2 separate regions of the Homo sapiens genome follow, and region 1 is linked to region 2. Evidence: read pairs that join two places in POLR2A ChIA-PET (ENCODE). Cell type or tissue: PC-9. All regions are shown on one strand. Links, peaks and the distances in the headings refer to the core of each region. The heading gives the core; the rest is flanking DNA.

Region 1 (8,000 bases), core at 1-8,000, 250 kb before region 2:
CCTATTTTGTAATTATTAATTAATTTATTTTTTGAGAGACAGGGTCTGTTACCTAGGCTGGAGTGCTATGGCACAATCATAGCTCACTGCAGCCTTGAACTCCTGGGCTCAAGGAATCCTCCCACCTCAGCCTTCCAAATTGCTGGACTTACAGGTGTGTGCCACCATGCCTGGCTATTGCTTTTATTTTTATTTTTATTTTTTTTGTAGAGATGGAGGTCTCACTATGTTGCTCTCAGCCTGATCTCAAACTCCTGACCTCAAGCGATCCTCCCACATTGGACTCTCAAAGTGCTGGGATTATAGGTGCAAACCACTGGGCCCAGTTAAGATCTTACTTTAGAATGGGTAGGCTGGGCACAGTGGCTCACACCTGTAATCCCAGCACTTTGAGAGGCCAAGACAGGCAGATCACCTGAGGTCAGGAGTTCGAGACCAGCCTGGCCAACAGGGTGAAACCCCATCTCTACTAAAAATGCAAAAATTAGCCAAGTGTAGTGGTGGGTACCTGTAATCCCAGGTACTCGGGAGACTAAGGCAAGAGAATCATTATAACCTGGGAGGAGGAGGTTACAGTGACCCAAGGTGGCACCACTGCACTCCAGCCTGGGTGACAGAGCAAGACTGTCTCAAAAAAAAAAAATGTATACAAAGGTCTCACTATGTTGCCCAGGCTTGTCTTGAACTCCTGGCCCTGGCCCCAAACAATTCTCCCCACTCGGCCTCTCAAAGTGCTGGGATTATAGGCACAAGCCACTGGGCCCAGTTAAGATCCTATTTTCTTGAGCAAATTAAAGTTATCAGAAGAGAACTGCCAAAGGCTCGCACCCTCACCATCAACCTGCCACCTGCATTTGTGCCCATATACTCTGCTTTTCCTCCTATTCCAATGGCACTGTCTCTGCTGCTGTCTGCAGCCAGCCCCCCAGCCCCTCTGTGCTCTAGATCTCATCCCTTCAAGGACTCTTGTGCATCATCAATTGTGCCTCTCATCTGGGTCATTCTCATCTGTATGCAAACATGCTGGCATTTCTCCCATCAGAAAAACAAACAAATTTGAACTCCCTTTCCCCTCCAGTCACAGCCTTTCTCTACTCACCTTTACAGAGAAATTTTGTGTAAGCATTTATTTATATTCTGCCTTCAGTTCCTCTCCTTCCATTTCTTCCTTGAACCCACCCTAAATTACGGGTTTGTATCCAGCACTTCACCAAAACTTCTCTTGTAAAGGTCGTTTATGATCTCTGCATGGCAAAAGCTGTTTGGCTGCTACTCCCCAGTCTCCTTGGGCTCAGTCTTGGGTTCTCTTTATCTGCACTTACTCCTGGGTGATCTCACCCAGTCTATGGTCTTAAATATCTAATGACTTTTCAACCTCTAGTACCATATATAAGAATATATATATATATCTTTTTTTGGGTGGGGGGGAGGTTTTGTTTGTTTGTGTTTTTTTTGTTTGTTTGTTTGTTTGTTTTGAGACGGAGTTTCGCTCTCATTGCCCAGGCTGGAGTGCAATGGCACGATCTCAGCTCGCCGCAACCTCCGCCTCCTGGGTTCAAGCGATTCTCCTGCCTCAGCCTCCCGAGTAGCTGGGATTACAGGCATGCGCCACCACCCCGGCTAATTTTGTATTTTTAGTAGAGATGGGGTTTCTCCATGTTGGTCAGGCTGGTCTTGAACTGCTGACCTCAGGTGATCCGCCTGCCTCTGCCTCCCAAATTGCTGGGATTACTGGCGTGAGCCACCGCGCCCGGCTTGTTTGTGTTTTTTTAAATAGAGCTGAGGTCCCACTATGTTGCCCAGGCTGCTCTTGAACTCCTGAGGTCAAGTGATCCTCTGGCCTCAGCCTCCCAAAGTGCTAAGATTACAGGCGTGAGCCACCGCACCTGGCCTCCAAATTCTAATCTTCATATCTGAACTTTGATATCTAGTAAGCAATCATGTTTCTTCCAAATTTGTTCCCCCTGCAGGCTTACCCCTCTCACATAACTCCATGCCTTCACCCTTGACTCCACCCCACATCCAATCCTGTCCGTCTTTGCTTCAGATTATATTCAGAATCTCACCACTTTCTCACTGAGCTGCTGCAAAAGCAATCAATGCTGTCGTGGAAATTAGAAAAAGGGGTTGGGCACGGTAGCTCACACCTGTAATGCCAGCACTTTGGGAGGCCAAGGTGGGCAGATCACTTGAGGTTAGGAGTTCAAGACCAGCCTGGCCAACATGGTGAAACCCCGTCTCTACTAAAAATACAAAATTAGCCAGGCATGGTGGTGCATGCCTGTAATCCCAGCTACTTGGGAGTCTGAGGCAGGAAAATTGCGTGAACCCGGGAGGCGGAGGCTGCAATAAGCTGAGATCACACCACTGTATTCCAGCCTGGACAACAGAGCAAGACCCTGTCTCAAAAAAAAGAAAGAAAAAGAAAAAGGCACACCTTTTGGCAGATGCAACTGTGCACTTGTGCAGGGTACACCCTGCTTCTGCACGTGTGCCACCTTCCCACAGCCTATTGTCCACACTGTAGTCAGAGGGATCCTTTCAAATCAATCCCTGTTTCAATCATGTATTGCTGCTGGAAGGTCTGCTAGACTAGAAGGGCCAAAATGGTCTCCCTCACATGTCTGGCAGTCAGCTGAGCCTGGGGTGCTTGGTTTTCCTCCATATGGCCTCTCATCCTCTAGCAGGCAGGATTGGGGTTCCTCTCAACATGGTGGTCTCAGGGTTTCACAAGTGTGGTCTTTGGAAATCAGGCCCCACCTCAGATCTCCTGAATCAGAATCTGCATTTTAACGAGATCTGTAGGAGATTGTTATGCACAAGAAAGTTTGAGAAGCATTGCTTTAAAACACAAACCTAGGCCAGGCACAGTGGCACATGCCTGTAATCCCAACACTTTGGGAGGCCAAGGAGGGAGAACCATTTGAGCCCAGGAGTTTTGAGACGAGCCTGGGCAACATAGCAAGACCCCGTCTCTCCAAAAAATAACAAAATTAGCCAGGCGTGTTGGTGCACGCTTGTATTCCCAGCTACTCCAGAGGCTGAGGCAGGAGGATCGCTTGAGCCTGGGAGGTGGAGGCTGCAGTGAGCCATGATCATACCATGGCACTCCAGCCTGGAGGACAGACTGAGGCCCTGTCTCAAAAATAAGTAAGTGAATAAATAATAAAAAAAATCTGATCAGTCTCTGCCCAAAAACCTGTAAAAGCTTCCCACCTCACTCCCTGAAAAAGCCCTTACCTTGGCCTACAAGGCCTGTGTTGTACAGGCCTCCTTGACTTTCTCTGCTCCTCCTCTCCCCGTTACTCCCACTCAGGGGCCTCCATACTGTGCATTTAACAGGCCAAGCATGCCTGGCCCCGGGGTGTTTTTCAGTGCTGTGGACAGCCCTCCCATGAACTTGCTGTCCCCTCTGCCTGGAATGTTCCTCAATCAGCTCTTTGCATGACTGCCTCCCTTACCTTCTTTAGGTCTTCACTCAAGTCACCTCATCAGTAAAGCTTCCCCTGACAACCTTCTCTAAAACCACAACTCCAACCACATCCCAGCTTTCCATCCTCTTTTCTGCTTATTTTTCTACATAGCGCTAATTAACGTCTAATATAGCATATCTTTTACTTATTTAATTATTTATTTTTACTTTTTTTTTTAGATGGAGTCTCTCTCTGTCACCCAGGTTGGAGTGCAGTGGTGCAATCTCGGCTCACTGCAGCCTCCGCCTCCTGGGTTCAAGTGATTCTCCTGCCTCAGCCTCCTGAGTAGCTGGGACTACAGGCATACGCCACCACACCCAGCTAATTTTTGTATTTTTAGTAGAGACGGGGTTTTGCCATGTTGGTCAGGCTGGTGCCAAACTCCTGACCTCATGATCCACCCGCCTCGGCCTCCCAAAGTGCTGGGATTACAGGCATGAGCCACCGCGCCCGGCCTTATTTTATTTATTGTCTGTCTTCCCCCTCTAAAAATGTAAATTATATAAACAGAGGGTTTTTTAATTGTGGTAAAATTATACATAACATAAAATTGACCATTTTAACCATTTTCAAGTGTACAGTCCAGCAGTATTAAGTACATTCATGTTGTTATACCTTCACCAACACCACTATGCATCTCCAGAACTTTTTCATCCTCCCAAACTAAAACTCTATACTCATTAAACATTAACTCCCCATTTTCCCCTTCTCCAGCCCCTTACAATCTCCTGTAGTACTTTCTGTCTTATGAATTTGATTGCTCTAAGCACATCATATAAGTGGAATCATACAATGTTTGTCCTCTTTTTTTTTGTTTGAGACAGAGTCTCGCTCTTTCGCCTGGGCTGGAGTGCAGTGGCATGATCTTGGCTCACTGCAACCTCTACCTCCCGGGTTCAAGTGATTCTCCTGCCTTGGCCTCCCAAGTAGCTGGGATTACAGGCACCTGCCACCACGTCCGGCTAATTTTTGTATTTTTAGTAGAGACGGGGTTTTACCACGTTGGCCAGGCTGGAATGTTTGTCCTTTTGTGCCTGGCTTATTTCACTTAGTGTCATGTCCTCAAGGTTCATCCATGTTGTAGTATATGTCTGAATTCCTTCCTTTTTTGTTTTTTGTTTTTTTTTAGAATTTCCTTCCTCTTTAAGGGTATGTATATACCACATTTTGTTTATCCATTTATCTACTGTTGGACATTTGGGTTATTTCACCTTTTATTTAGCTATTGCATAATGCTCCTATGAACATGATATACAAGTATCAGTTGAAGTCCATTCATTTCTTTTGGGTATATACCTAGAAGTGGGATTGCGGGATCATACCCACCCAGCAATGAGATTGCTGGGTAATTCTGTTTAATCCTGGCAGGAACTTTAAAGGTAAGGGTTTTTGCCTGTGTTGTTCACTGATAGAAGCCCAGAGCCTGGCACAGAGTACACACTCAGTAAATTCTTGTTGAACTAACTGTTTAATTTCCCTGTCTAGGAACCTGGAATCTCAGTCTAAGAAGGCTGTGCAGCTTATCTGACCCAGCTTGCTCTCAGTAGTCCCATTCTGACTTCTAATGCTTGCTGTTTCGAGTTCAAAGCCCCCCAAACAGGCCGTAATAGTGTGTTCTAGAACTTTGCTGGGGAGTCACATCAAGCTCACCATTGCTTTATGGACTCCACCTTCCTTCCATGGCCCCTTCAGGTTCCCGACCCCTTTCTCTTTCTCAGAAGCTCCTATGTCACCAACAGAAATCCCATTTACAAGTTCTTGCAGTGCCTTTGGCTGTCATATCTGGTCCCTTTTAGATTAGTCTGGTGCTTGCTGGGTTTCTTTGCTTCTCTTGAGCTCACTTCCCCCATGTCCCCAAAGGCTCCACTGCTCCTTAGTGCAAAAAAATGATTCTCTTTGATAGGAAACAGAGGTGAAAAGGCCTGAGGGAATTCTGCTTTCTCTGTTACCTCCAACCTGACCCCTCAGGCCCAAAGAAGCCTAGCTTTTTCTTTGTTCTTGTTGCAAATATAATGCTTTTTAAATTGTCCTTCGGGGGGCGATGTGGCTCACGCCTGTAATCCCAACACTTTGGGAGGCTGAGGAGGGCGGATCACCTGAGGTCAGGAGTCTGAGACCAGCCTGGCCAACATGGCAAAACTGTCTCTACTAAAAAATACAAAAATTAGCCGGGTGTGGTGGCACATGCCTGTAATTCCAGCTACTTGGGAGGCTGAGGCAGGAGAATTGCTTGAACCCAGGGGGCGGAGGTTGCAGTGAGCCGAGATGAAGCCACTGCACTCCAGCCTGGGTGACACAGTGAGACTTGGCCTCAAAAATAATAATAATAGGCCGGGCACAGTGGCTCATACCTGTAATCCCAGCACTTTGGGAGGCCGAGGCGGGCAGATCACGAGGTCAGGAGATCAAGACCATCCTGGCTAATATGGTGAAACCCCGTCTCTACTAAAAAATACAAAAAATTAGCCGGGCGTGGTGACATGCGCCTGTAGTCCCAGCTACTCGGGAGGCTGAGGCAGGAGAATCGCTAGAACCTGGGAGACAGAGGTTGCAGTGAGCCAACATCGCGCCACTGCACTCCAGCCTGGGTGACAGAGCGAGACTCTGTCTGGAAAAAAAAAAAAAAATCTGATGTAGAGTCTGCCTTCTTGTCATCGTTTAAATATTGAGGTAAATTTCTTTGCACCTTTCTTCATCTGCACTTTCTGCTTCACCAGATGGCTTCATATAAGTGGAAACTGACCAATAGCTGCATCGCAGCAAGGCATTCTGTAGAATTTTTTTCTTAAGGTCTTCCTGTATGGCTAAAATATTCTCTAGTTGTGAGAAAGCTTGCTTCTGATCATGTTAAACATTAAAGCTAAAGAGGGTGGGGAGTCCTCTGAACCTCTTTTGGTTCTAGGGGCTGCTCAATTTAAAAAAATTAAAGAATAGATAACTGAAAATAAACTAAAAATAAAGAAGTCACATATAAACCAACATGACTTCTGCATTACACTGACATCGTTCCCTTAAGTTACCTATCACCAGTGAGCCAGTTCATGTTAAAGAAGCACTTTGTAGCACAACTGTCTGTATTTAATTGTGATCATCTGGTTTCCTCCCACCTTTATTCTTTTTTTTTTTTTTTCTGAAACAGGGTCTCACTCTGTCACCCAGACTAGAGTACAGTGGCACAATCACAGCTCACTGCAGCCTGGACCTCCTGGGCTCCAGTGATCCTCTCACCTCAAGTTTACCGAGTAGCTGGGACTACAGGTGTGTGCCACCATGTCTGGCTAACTTTTTTTTTTTTTTTTTTTTTGTAGAGATGGGAGTCTGGCTATGTTGCCCAGGCTGGTCTCCAACTCCTGGGCTCAAGCGATCCACCTGCCTTGGCCTCCCAAGGTGCTGGAATTACAGGCGTGAGCCACTGCACCCAGCCTCCTCCATATATTATTTTTAAAAAACAAATAGAGATGGTGTCTTGCTATATTGTCCAGATTAGTCTCAAACTCCTGGCCTCAAGCAATCCTCCTGCCTCCGCCTCCCAAAGTGTTGGGATTACAGGCGTGAGCTACCACACTAAACCTAATGTACAAAGTAAGTTACTGTTGATGATTGAACACAAATTACTCATCTTCAAGCTTCTGATATACATTAATCTTCTCAATGCTTTGTACATCCTAAATTCTCAAAATGTTTAAAGAAAGCAAAACTAGGAACAACTGTATAGAACTCTAGATCCATGGTAGGAAGATGGATTGCAGCCCTGGGCGATTTGGGGAGGAAAGTGCATGGTGAAATGTGTGAAGTCATGACCAGGTAGATAAACTTCAGGGCTTCCCTTTGATGGGAGTCACAGTGTTGTATAACCTAATCTCAGAAGTTACATGCCATCATTTTTGCCATCATCTGTTAAAAGCAAGTCACCAGGTTCAACCCATATACCAGAGGAGAGGCATGCTCAAAGATGTCAATACCAGGAGGCAGAAATCATTGTGAGCCATCTTAGAAGCTGTACACCACACTCCCATTTCACAAATCAAGAAACTGAGGTACTGCCAGGTGTGGTGGCACACGCTTATAATCCCAGCATTTTGGGAGGCCAAGGCAGGAAGATTGCTTGAGGTCAGGAGGTTGAGGCCGCAGTGAGCCAAGATTGCACCATTGCACTCCAGCCTGAGCAACATAGTGAGATCCTTGTCTCAACAACAACAACAAAAAAAAAACAAAAAAAAAACACAACAACAACAACAACCAGGTTCAGAGAGGTTTAGTAACTTCCTCAAGGTCACCTAGTAATATGCTTAGGCAGGATTCAAACCCAGAGCAACTCTCCCTTTAATTAATTTATTTTTTTGAGACAGGGTCTCATTACTCTGTTGCCCAACAATTCAGTAATGCAGTGCTGGCTCATTGCAGGCTTAACCCCCTGGGCTCAAGCAATCTTCCCACTTCAGCCTCATGAGTATCTGGGACTACAGGCGCATATTACCACACCTGGCTAATTTTTACATTTTTTTTTTTTTTTTTTTTGTAGACAGA
Region 2 (9,631 bases), core at 1-8,000:
TGATGGCTGAAGCAAACTAGGCTCTGTGTATTTCTGGCAGGGTATCCCTTTTCTCCCAGACCTTCTGCTTCCCAATATTTAAGATTGACTGCAAAATGCAGAACTCAGGGAAACGCTGATATCAGTCTGAGATGAGCCCTGCCATCACGAGGGTGCCAGTACCCCGTGACCGGCGGCACTTTACTGCAAGCCTTAGTCAGAGTACAAAGGGTTCCTGCTTGGTGGTTTTGCTGCAGCTTCAGAGTTTAGCCTGAACTGTGGCAGGATTTTGTAACTTGCACATTTTTTGAGAAGTCTGATGGAGGTATAATGTCCACGGTCGATTATTTGAGTAAGTCCTACCAAATATAGGAGGTGGGGAGGACATTTCGCTAGACAGGCCTAGTTCTTTTCTTTTAAAAGCTAGGATTTTAGGTTACCAGGAGCTGGTCTGGGAATATGATATTTTGAGCCCATATGTCAGTGTTTTTAGAGGAAAATGAAATGGCTCTAAAAATTCCCAAGTAGGAGTAGAAGTGTGGAAGTAGGAAAACCATTGTGAGTTAAAACTGATCTAGAGAATTGAGTGACTGGGGGAGGGGGAGGGAGATAACTTTTTTAGTGTAGGCTAAATTTTTTACTTCCTGAATTTTTAACCATGTGAATGTATTACTTATTCTAAAATGTACATTAAAAATAAACTATTCAAAATAAATTGAGCTAGAGTCAGGTTGGTCTCTTGTGCATTTAGATATTAAACTATTTAATTTCAGTATACTAAGGATGAATTGTTAGTGTATTTTGTTCATTTTTTACTAATTTATTTTCAAATCTGTTAATTCAGACAGTGTTTCTGGAGATCATGGGGAGTCTGCCAGTCTTGGTAACATCAACCCTGCCTATAGTAATCCCTCTCTTTCACAGTCCCCTGGGGACTCAGAGGAGTACTTCGCCACTTACTTTAATGAGAAGATCTCCATTCCTGAGGAGGAGGTTAGTATCAGGTCCTTGGAGGAGAACACTATTGTCTGGGGAAAACCTGTGAGTGAAAGATCTGCTGGATGGCTCAAGTTCAGCAGCCTCAGGTTTAATTTTGGCTGGCAATCTCTGAAGACTATATCTATATATCTATATATATATATACACACACACACACACACACACACCCCATCTATATCTATCTATCTCTGTCTGTCTGTCTGTCCGTCTATCTATCTATCTATCTATCTATCTATCTATCTATCTGTCTATCTAATCTTTTTTACAGACAGGGTCTTGCTCTGTCATCTAGGCTCCAGTGCAGTGGCACAACCATAGCCCACTGTAGCCTTGAATTCCTGGGGTCAAGTGATTCTCCCACTTCAGCCTCCCCAGTAGCTGGGACTATAGATGGCATGCCACCATGCCAGGCTCATTATTTTTATTTTTATTTTTAGAGACAGGGTCTCACTATGTTGCCCAGGCTGGTCTTGAACTCCTGGCCTCAAGCTATCCTTCCTCTTGTTTGTTGATGAAAAAGAGTCAAACTCTGGCTGAGCCCAGGCTCACACCTGTAATCCCAGCACTTTGGGAGGCTAAGGCAGGAGGATCACTTGAGCCCAGGAGTTTAAGACCCGCCTGGCCAATATGGCGAAACCCTGTCTCTACAAAAAATACAAAAATTAGCTGGGCATGGTGGTATGCACCTGTAGTCCCAGCTACTCGGGAGGCTGAGGTGGAAGGATCACTTGAGCCTAGGAGGCAGAAGTTGCAGTGAGCCAAGATCATGCTATGGTACTCCACTCTGGGTAACAGAATGAGACCTCCTCTCAAAAACGAAAACCAAAACAAAACAGGCCAGGCGCGGTGGCTCACACCTGTAATCCCAGCACTTTGGGAGGCCGAGATGGGCAGATCACCTGAGGTTAGGAGTTCAAGACCAGCTTGGTTAACATGGTGAAACCCTGTCTTTACTAAAGATACAAAAGTTAGCTGGGCGTAGTGGTGGGTGCCTGTAATCCCAGCTACTCGGGAGACTGAGGCAGGAGAATCACTTGAACCTAGGAGGCAGAGGCTGCAGTGAGCCAAGATCGCGCCACTGCACTCCGGCCTGAGTGACAGAGTGAGACTCTGTCTCAAAACCAAACAAACAAACAAGAGTCAAACTCTGTAAAATGTTTAAAGAGGTTTATTCTGAGCCAAATATGAGTGACCAAGGCCCGTGACACAGCCCCAGGAAGTCCCGAGAACATGTGCCCAAGGTGGTTGGGTTACAGCTTGATTTTATACGTTTTAGGGGTCAGAAGTTACAGGCAGACATCAGCCAATATATTTAAGATGTACATTGGTTCCATCAGGAAAGGTGGGACAACTTGAAGTGGGGAGGGGGCACCTTTCAGGTCAAAGGTGGATTTAAAGATTTTCTGATTGGAAATTGATTGACACTGGGTGCAGTGGCTCATGCATGTAATCCCAGCACTTTGGGAGGCTGAGGCGGGTGGATCGCTTGAGCCCAGGAGTTCGAGACCAACCAGCTTGGGCAATGTGACAAGACCTTGTCTCCAAGTAAAAAAAATAAAATAAAATTAGTTGGGTGTGGTGGTGCACACCTGTGGTCCCAGCTACTTTGGAGGCTGAAGTGGGAGGATTGCTTAAGCCCAGGAGTTCAAGACCAGCCTGGGCAACATGGCAAAACCCTGTCTCTACAAAAATAAAAATAAATAAAAAAAGAAATTGGTTGAAAGAGTTATTTTCTAAAGACCTGGTCTAAAATGAGGGGCTGTGGAGTGTCTAAAATGAGGGGTTGTGAAGACCAAGGTTTTTATTATGTAGGTGAAGCCTCTAGGTAACAAGCTTCAGAGAAAATAGATGTAAATGTCTTTTATCAGACTTAAAAAGGTACCGGACTCCTAGTTAATTCTCTCCGGGATCAGGAAAAGACCTGAAAAGGGAAGGAGATTCTATATATTCTAGGTTTTGCTCATAAGAGACAGCTTTGCAGGGTCATTTCAAAATATACAAAGAAATATATCTTGGAGTAAAATACTTTGATTTCTTTCAGGGCCTGTTATCTGTCATGTGATGCTATGCTAGAGTCAGGTTGGAATTTAGCATGTTATTGCTACAAGGAATCTGTTTTGTCAGTTTTAAGATCTCTGGTTTTTGTTTGTTTGTTTGTTTGTTTGTTTTTGAGACGGAGTTTCACTCTTGTCGCCCAGGCTAGAGTGCAATGGTGCAATCCTGGCTCACCGCAACCTCCTCCTCCCGCATTCAAGTGATTCTCCTGCCTCAGCCTCCCGAGTAGCTGGGATTACAGGCATGTGCCGTTACGCCCACCTGTTTTTGTATTTTTAGTAGAGACAGGGTTTCTCTACTAAAGTGTTGGTCAGACTGGTCTCGAACTCCCAACCTCAGGTGATCTGCCCGCCTTGGCCTCCCAAAGTGCTGGGATTACATGCAGGAACCACTGTGCCTGGCCAAGATCTCTGTTTTAATGCTGGTCATTTGTGTCTGAATTCCAAAGGGACGGGAGTATAATGAGGTTTGTCTGACCCCTCCCTCCCATCATGGCCTGAACTAGTTTTTCAGGTTTTCTTTGGAATGCCCTTGGTCAAGAAGAGGATCCGTTCAGTTGGTTGGGGGAGCTTAGAATTTTATTTTTGTTTGCTCTCCTCAGTGTCCCAAGTAGTTGGACTATAGGCACACACCACACAGCACCACACCTGGCTTGTTTCCTTTTTAAAATGGTGGCTCTTGTCCTTTTTGGGAAGTGTTTGGGCACAGAGGTACTGATACTGTTATTCTGGTTTTAGAATAAGAGGCTGATGGAACCTGCAGGTAAGGGAAGAGCTTTGACTTGGACAGAGAAGTGGCCAGCTTCTTAATAAAAAGTGGGTAAGATGGAGGTGAAACTTGGACACATGCAATATCTGACATTGTAAATCCTTTTTTCTTGTGAGGCTGGATTTTGTTGCTTCATATGTGATAACAGACCAATTATATCAGTAGTTCAATGGTGATGTTCAGTTTAATCTCTTTTCCTCTCTTGTACAGTACTCTTGTTTTAGCTTTCGTAAACTCTGGGCTTTCACCGGACCAGGTTTTCTTATGAGCATTGCCTACCTGGATCCAGGAAATATTGAATCCGATTTGCAGTCTGGAGCAGTGGCTGGATTTAAGGTGAACATCTAGTCCTACCCCTGTCCTTTTAAGCACATAATACACTCTCACATCCTTTTCTCCACCCTGCATGTTGGATAGTAGCCTCAGGGGCTACATGCAGATACTTCATTGGCAGTGGCTCTTATGTGTAAAGTACTTTCCATTTGGTCTTATTTTTATCCACATAGTTTCCTTGAACAAAGGAGAAACTACATATAGGAGAAACTGAGGCTCAGAAAGGTACAAGGTGACTTAGCAGGTCATGTGCAAAATCTGTTATAGAACTCAAGTCATTTGATTCTTGACCTGGGCTCTTTTCTGAATGCAGTATTTACCACTCATGTTGCCAAACAACTAAACAAACAAACAGACAAAAACTCAGTTGTTCAATGAGTGTTACAGGAGATTTTGTTCTTCTTAGTTGCTCTGGATCCTTCTGTTGGCCACCCTTGTGGGGCTGCTGCTCCAGCGGCTTGCAGCTAGACTGGGAGTGGTTACTGGGCTGCATCTTGCTGAAGTATGTCACCGTCAGTATCCCAAGGTGAGCAATGTATTGTCCTGTTTGTCTCTCACCCATGCCATAGGAATCTGTGTGTCTGGCGGTATGTGCTGGCCTCATTCTATAGTGAGACAGTCAAGGACTTGGGGGTCAGTGGCCCTGAAGACAGACGGTACCAACGGAAATACTGTAGCTCCTCCTGCTGCCAGGCCATGTTTTCCCCCTCTTTCAAAATCTAACTTGAGACTCGCATTTCCTAGAAGGTTTTCTTAGAAAAACTGTGTTACCATTCACTCTGGCTTCCAGTATCTAGCAATGCCCAGCCCAAGGGGAGGAGGATGCTCTCTCTAAGCACTTTTATTCATACCTCCATGTTACTCCATCAGTTTGCATTTTATATATGTTCTTTTTTTGTTTGACTTTGCCATCACTTTGAAAAAGTAATTTTTTTTCTTTTTAGTACAAACTATATGTGGCAAGATCTTTGGATTTGCTAATAATTATTTTTCAGTTTCCCCTCCCACCGGGGGCTACACTGTCCTCTGCAGCTTCTTCTGGACATTTTGGGCCTTTCTTACCGTTGCCTAAGGCAAGAATGAACACTATGTCTGGAAGATATTTTTAACTTAGTTTTGTCTCTTGTTTTGTTTCTTTTCCTGGGTGTGAGCAAAAAGTATCCTTATCTGCTTTTCAAAAAAATAAAAAAATCTTGATAATATCCCCATTTACTCTGATGTGATTATTACACATTTTATGCCTATATCAAAATATCCCATATGCCCCATAATATATACACCTACTATGTACCCATAAAATTTTTAAAAAACAAACAAAACCTTGGTAATTTATAATCCTTCTAGCTTCTTTTTCTTTCTTTCTTCTTATTTTTTGAGACGGAGTCTCACTCTGTCACCCATGGTGGAGTGCAGTGATGTGATCATGGCTCACTGCAGCCTTGACCTCCCAGGCTCAAGCGATTCTCCCATCTCAGCCTCCCAAGTAGCTGGGACCACAGGCGAGCACGACCACACCCAGCTAATTAAAATTTTTTTTTTTTTTTTTTTTGTGGAGATGAGGTATTGCTATGTTGTCTAGGCTGGTCTCAAACTCCTGGGCTCAGGCAGTCCTCCCACCACAGCTTCTCAAAGTGCTGGGACGACAGGCATGAGCCACTGCACCAAGCCTAGCTTCTCTTTCTTCATACACGTTAATAGTTATTTTGTAATAATAATTATATATATATATATTTGTTTGTTTGTTTGTTTTGTTTTTTTTTTTGAGACAGAATCTCACTCTGTTGCCCAGGCTGGAGTTCAGAGTTCAGTGGTGTGATCTCAGCTCACTACAGCCTCTGCTTCTTGCAGTGAGGCGATTCCAGGGATTCTCCTGCCTCAGCCTCCTGACTAGCTTGGATTACAGCCACGTGCCACCATCTGGCTAATTTTTGTATTTTTAGTAGAGATGAGGTTTTACCATGTTGGTCAGGCTGGTCTTGAACTCCTGGCCTTAGGTGATCTGCCAGCCTTCGCCTCCCAAAGTGCTGGGATTACAGGCATGAGCCACCGTGCCCAGCCTGCTTTTTTGTTTGTTTGTTTGAGACGGAGTTTCACTCTTTCACCCAGGCTGGAGTGCAGTGGCGTGATCTCAGCTCACTGCAACCTCCGCCTTCAGTTTCAAGTGATTCTCCTGCCTCAGCCTCCCGAGTAGCTGGGATTACAGGTGCCTGCCACCATGCCTGGCTAATTTTTGTATTTTTAGTAGAGACGGGGTTTCACCATGTTGGCCAGGCTGGTCTCGAACTCCTGACCTTGTGATCTGCCCACCTCGGCCTTCCAAAGTGCTGGGATTACAGACGTGAGCCACTGCGCCTGGCCTTGTTTTGGTATTTTTGAGATGGAGTCTCACTCTGTTGCCCAGCCTGGAGTACAGTGGCGTGATCTCAGCTCACCACAACCTCCGCCTCTTGGGTTCAAGCTATTCTCCTGCCTCAGCCTCCTGAGTAGCTGGGACTACAGGCGTGCATCACCACGCCTGGCCAATTTTTGTATTTTTAGTAGAGATGAGGTTTCACTATGTTGGCCAGACTGGTCTCAAACTCCTGACCTCGTGATCTGCCCGCCTTGGCCTCCCAAAGTGCTGGGATTACAGGCGTGAGCTACTGCGCCTGGCTCTGCCCTTTTTTTTTTTTTTTGAGACCAAGTCTCGCTTTGTCACCCAGGCTCGGGTACAGTGGTGTGATCTTGGCTTACTATAACCTCAACCTCCCAGGTTCAAGCGATTCTCCTGTCTCAGCTTCCCGAGTAGCTGGGATTACAGGTGCGCACCACCACACCCAGCTAATTTTTGTATTTTTAGTAGAGACAGGGTTTCACCATGTTGGCCAGGCTGATCTCAAACTCCAGACCTCAAGTGATCCACTTGCCTTAGCCTCTCAAAGTGCTGGGATTACAGATGTGAGATACTGTGCCTGGCCTGTTTTTTTGAGATAGGATCTTGCTCTATTACCCAGACTAGAGTTCAGTGGCACAATCATGGCTCACTATACCCTTGACCTCCCAGGCGCAAGCAGCCTTCCTACCTCTGTCTCTTGAATAGTTGGGACCACAGGTGTGCACCATGATACCCAGCTATTTTTAAAATTTTTTGTAGAGACAGGGTTTTGCCATGTTGCCAAGGCTGGGCTTGAACTCCTGGGCTCAAGTAATCCTCCCACCTCTGCCTCCCAAAGTTCAGGGATTATAGGTGTGAACTACCATGGGTGACCTGACAAATTTTTTGGATGCTAGCTATCTGGAGGTGTTTTTTTCTGGCTTCAGTGAGTCAGCATAACTAAATCTGATTTTCAGCTGTATTGTTTGGCCAGATAAGTTTCTGACTTTGTTATATGCCACCCAGTTCCAACCATCTTCCCTTGAGTCCTTTTGCATACGTGGGCATTATTATTACATTAAAGGTGACTCCAACCTTTTCTGTTGTTGTGGTGGTGGTTTGTTGAGACAGTCTTGCTCTTGTTTGTTGCCCACTCTGGAGTGCAGTGGCATGATCATAGCTCACTGCAGCCTTGACCACTGGGGCTTAGGCTGTCCTCCTGCCTCAGCCTCCCAAGTAGTTGGGACTACAGGTGTATGCCATCATGCCTGGATACTTTTGTACTTTTTTTTTTTCCTATAATTTTTATTTTAGGTTTGGAGATGGATACATGTGAAGGTTTTTTCTTTCTTTCTTTCTTTTTTTTTTTTTTTTTGTGAAAGCAAGTTTATTAAGAACGTAAAGGAATAAAGAAAGGCTATTCCGTAGGCAGAGCAGTCACATGTGAAGGTTTGTTACATAGATAAACACGTGTCATGGGGGTTTGTTGTACATATTATTACATCACCCCGATATTAAGCCCAATACACAATAGTTAACTTTTCTGCTTCTCTCTCTCCTTCCACCCTCCCCCATCAAGTAGACCCCAGTGTCTGTTGTTTCTGTCTGTGTGTTCATAAGTTCTTATCATTTTGCTCCCAATTTTTATACTTTTTGTAGAGATGGGGTTTTGCCATGTTGCCCAGGCTGGTCTCAAACTCCTGGGCTTAAGGGATCTACGTTGGCATCCCAAAGTGCTGAGATTACAGGAATGAGCCACTGTGCCTGGTCCACCCCAACCTTTTTTTTTTTTTTTTGAGATGGAGTCTCGCTTTGTTGTCCAGGCTGGAGTGCAGTGGCGCAATCTCAGCTCACTGCAACCTTCGCCTCCCGGGTTCAAGCAATTCTCCTGCCTCAGCCCCCTGAGTAGCTGGGATTACAGGCATGTGCCACCATGCCCAGCTAATTTTTGTATTTTTAGTAGAGACGGGGTTTCGCCATGTTGGCCAGGCTGATCTTGAACCCTGTCCTCAGGTGATCCACCTGCCTCAGCCTCCCAAAGTGCTGGGATTACAGGTGTGAGCCACCGCGCCCAGCCTGACCCCAACCTTTTCATGTTTGTTTTGTCTTCCCAGCTATGGTCAGGATAGATATGTTCTTCTGCAATCATTTAATATTCTTTCTTGACCCATATTTGGACCGTATTAGCATCCTTATTCTCCTCTAAACTTTTTAGGATTGTTTTTAGGAAATTAAGTGGAAGTTAGTAAATGGCAATTATATTCTTCTCAAGTAGAAAGGAAAAAGAAAAAAGTAAGATCAATTACTGCCTTGACCTTCGTTCACAGGTTCTGCCACGTGGTAGCACACTTTTCCTTCTCCAGGTGAGAGCCACAGTGCAGTGATCGGCCAAGTGGAGGCACGTTCTGGTATTTCTTCTCTAGTCTGGAGGCTTATAAAGGACTGTTTATGGTTTAGTGCCAAAATGTGAATTCCAAATTGTGGAGGAATTTTTTAGAAATGATTAATCAGAACCGTGTCTTTCTACTGTTTGATGTTTAGGTCCCACGAGTCATCCTGTGGCTGATGGTGGAGTTGGCTATCATCGGCTCAGACATGCAAGAAGTCATTGGCTCAGCCATTGCTATCAATCTTCTGTCTGTAGGAAGGTGAGGGGTTTTCCTCTAGAAAGTCATCAGTGTTTTGCTGGATTTCCAAGCAGAGATAAAAACAAAAACCCAATTCATTTTTAATTTTGAAGACTCAACTCAATTGTTATTTCTTCTGTGGAACCTTTCTGGAAACAATTTCTTCTCCCCTGGTAGATGTAGACTCTACATCTTCCGTTTCCCATGGTGGGTTATGCTTACCTTTATTAGAATGTGTGGCGTTTTGTATCGCAATTATTGATTTGTATGTCATTTTATCCCGCTAGATACTATCTTTTTATTTTATTTTATTTATTTATTTTTTTGAGACAGAGTCTTTCTCCGTCACCCAGGCTGGAGTGCAGTGGTATGATCTTGGCTCACTGCAACCTCCGCCTCCCAGGTTCAAGCAATTCTTGTGCCTCAGTCTCCTGAGTAGCTGGGATTACAGGCACCTGCCACCATGTCCAGCTAATTTTTGTGTTTTTAGTAGAGACGGGATTTCACCATGTTGGCC

What was found. ChIA-PET counts read pairs that join two places held together with the same protein. Peaks named below come from ENCODE experiments on the same cell type or tissue, not always from the same donor. Only the 100,000 strongest peaks of a DNase experiment are listed, where the experiment ranks them.
Region 1: POLR2A ChIA-PET joins it to region 2 with 9 read pairs; 7 of 35 experiments call an interaction of 5 or more read pairs at or near these places.

Annotation. Positions count from the first base shown.
Region 1 is chr12:51,250,196-51,258,195 of GRCh38, reverse strand. All of the region lies in intron 2 of SMAGP (small cell adhesion glycoprotein), which reads left to right. Among named protein-coding and RNA genes, the nearest start is that of DAZAP2, 15 kb to the right of the region's middle. In PC-9, for the core only: a CTCF peak has its summit at 5,526; no DNase peak of the experiment used is centred there.
Region 2 is chr12:50,999,817-51,009,447 of GRCh38, reverse strand. It overlaps SLC11A2 (solute carrier family 11 member 2), which reads left to right. Exons shown (of 16, transcript NM_000617.3): 3 at 824-972; 4 at 4,012-4,137; 5 at 4,541-4,660; 6 at 9,029-9,135. Among named protein-coding and RNA genes, the nearest start is that of SLC11A2, 22 kb to the left of the region's middle. In PC-9, for the core only: no CTCF peak of the experiment used is centred there; a DNase peak (open chromatin) is centred at 3,537; H3K27ac peaks cover 1,573 bases.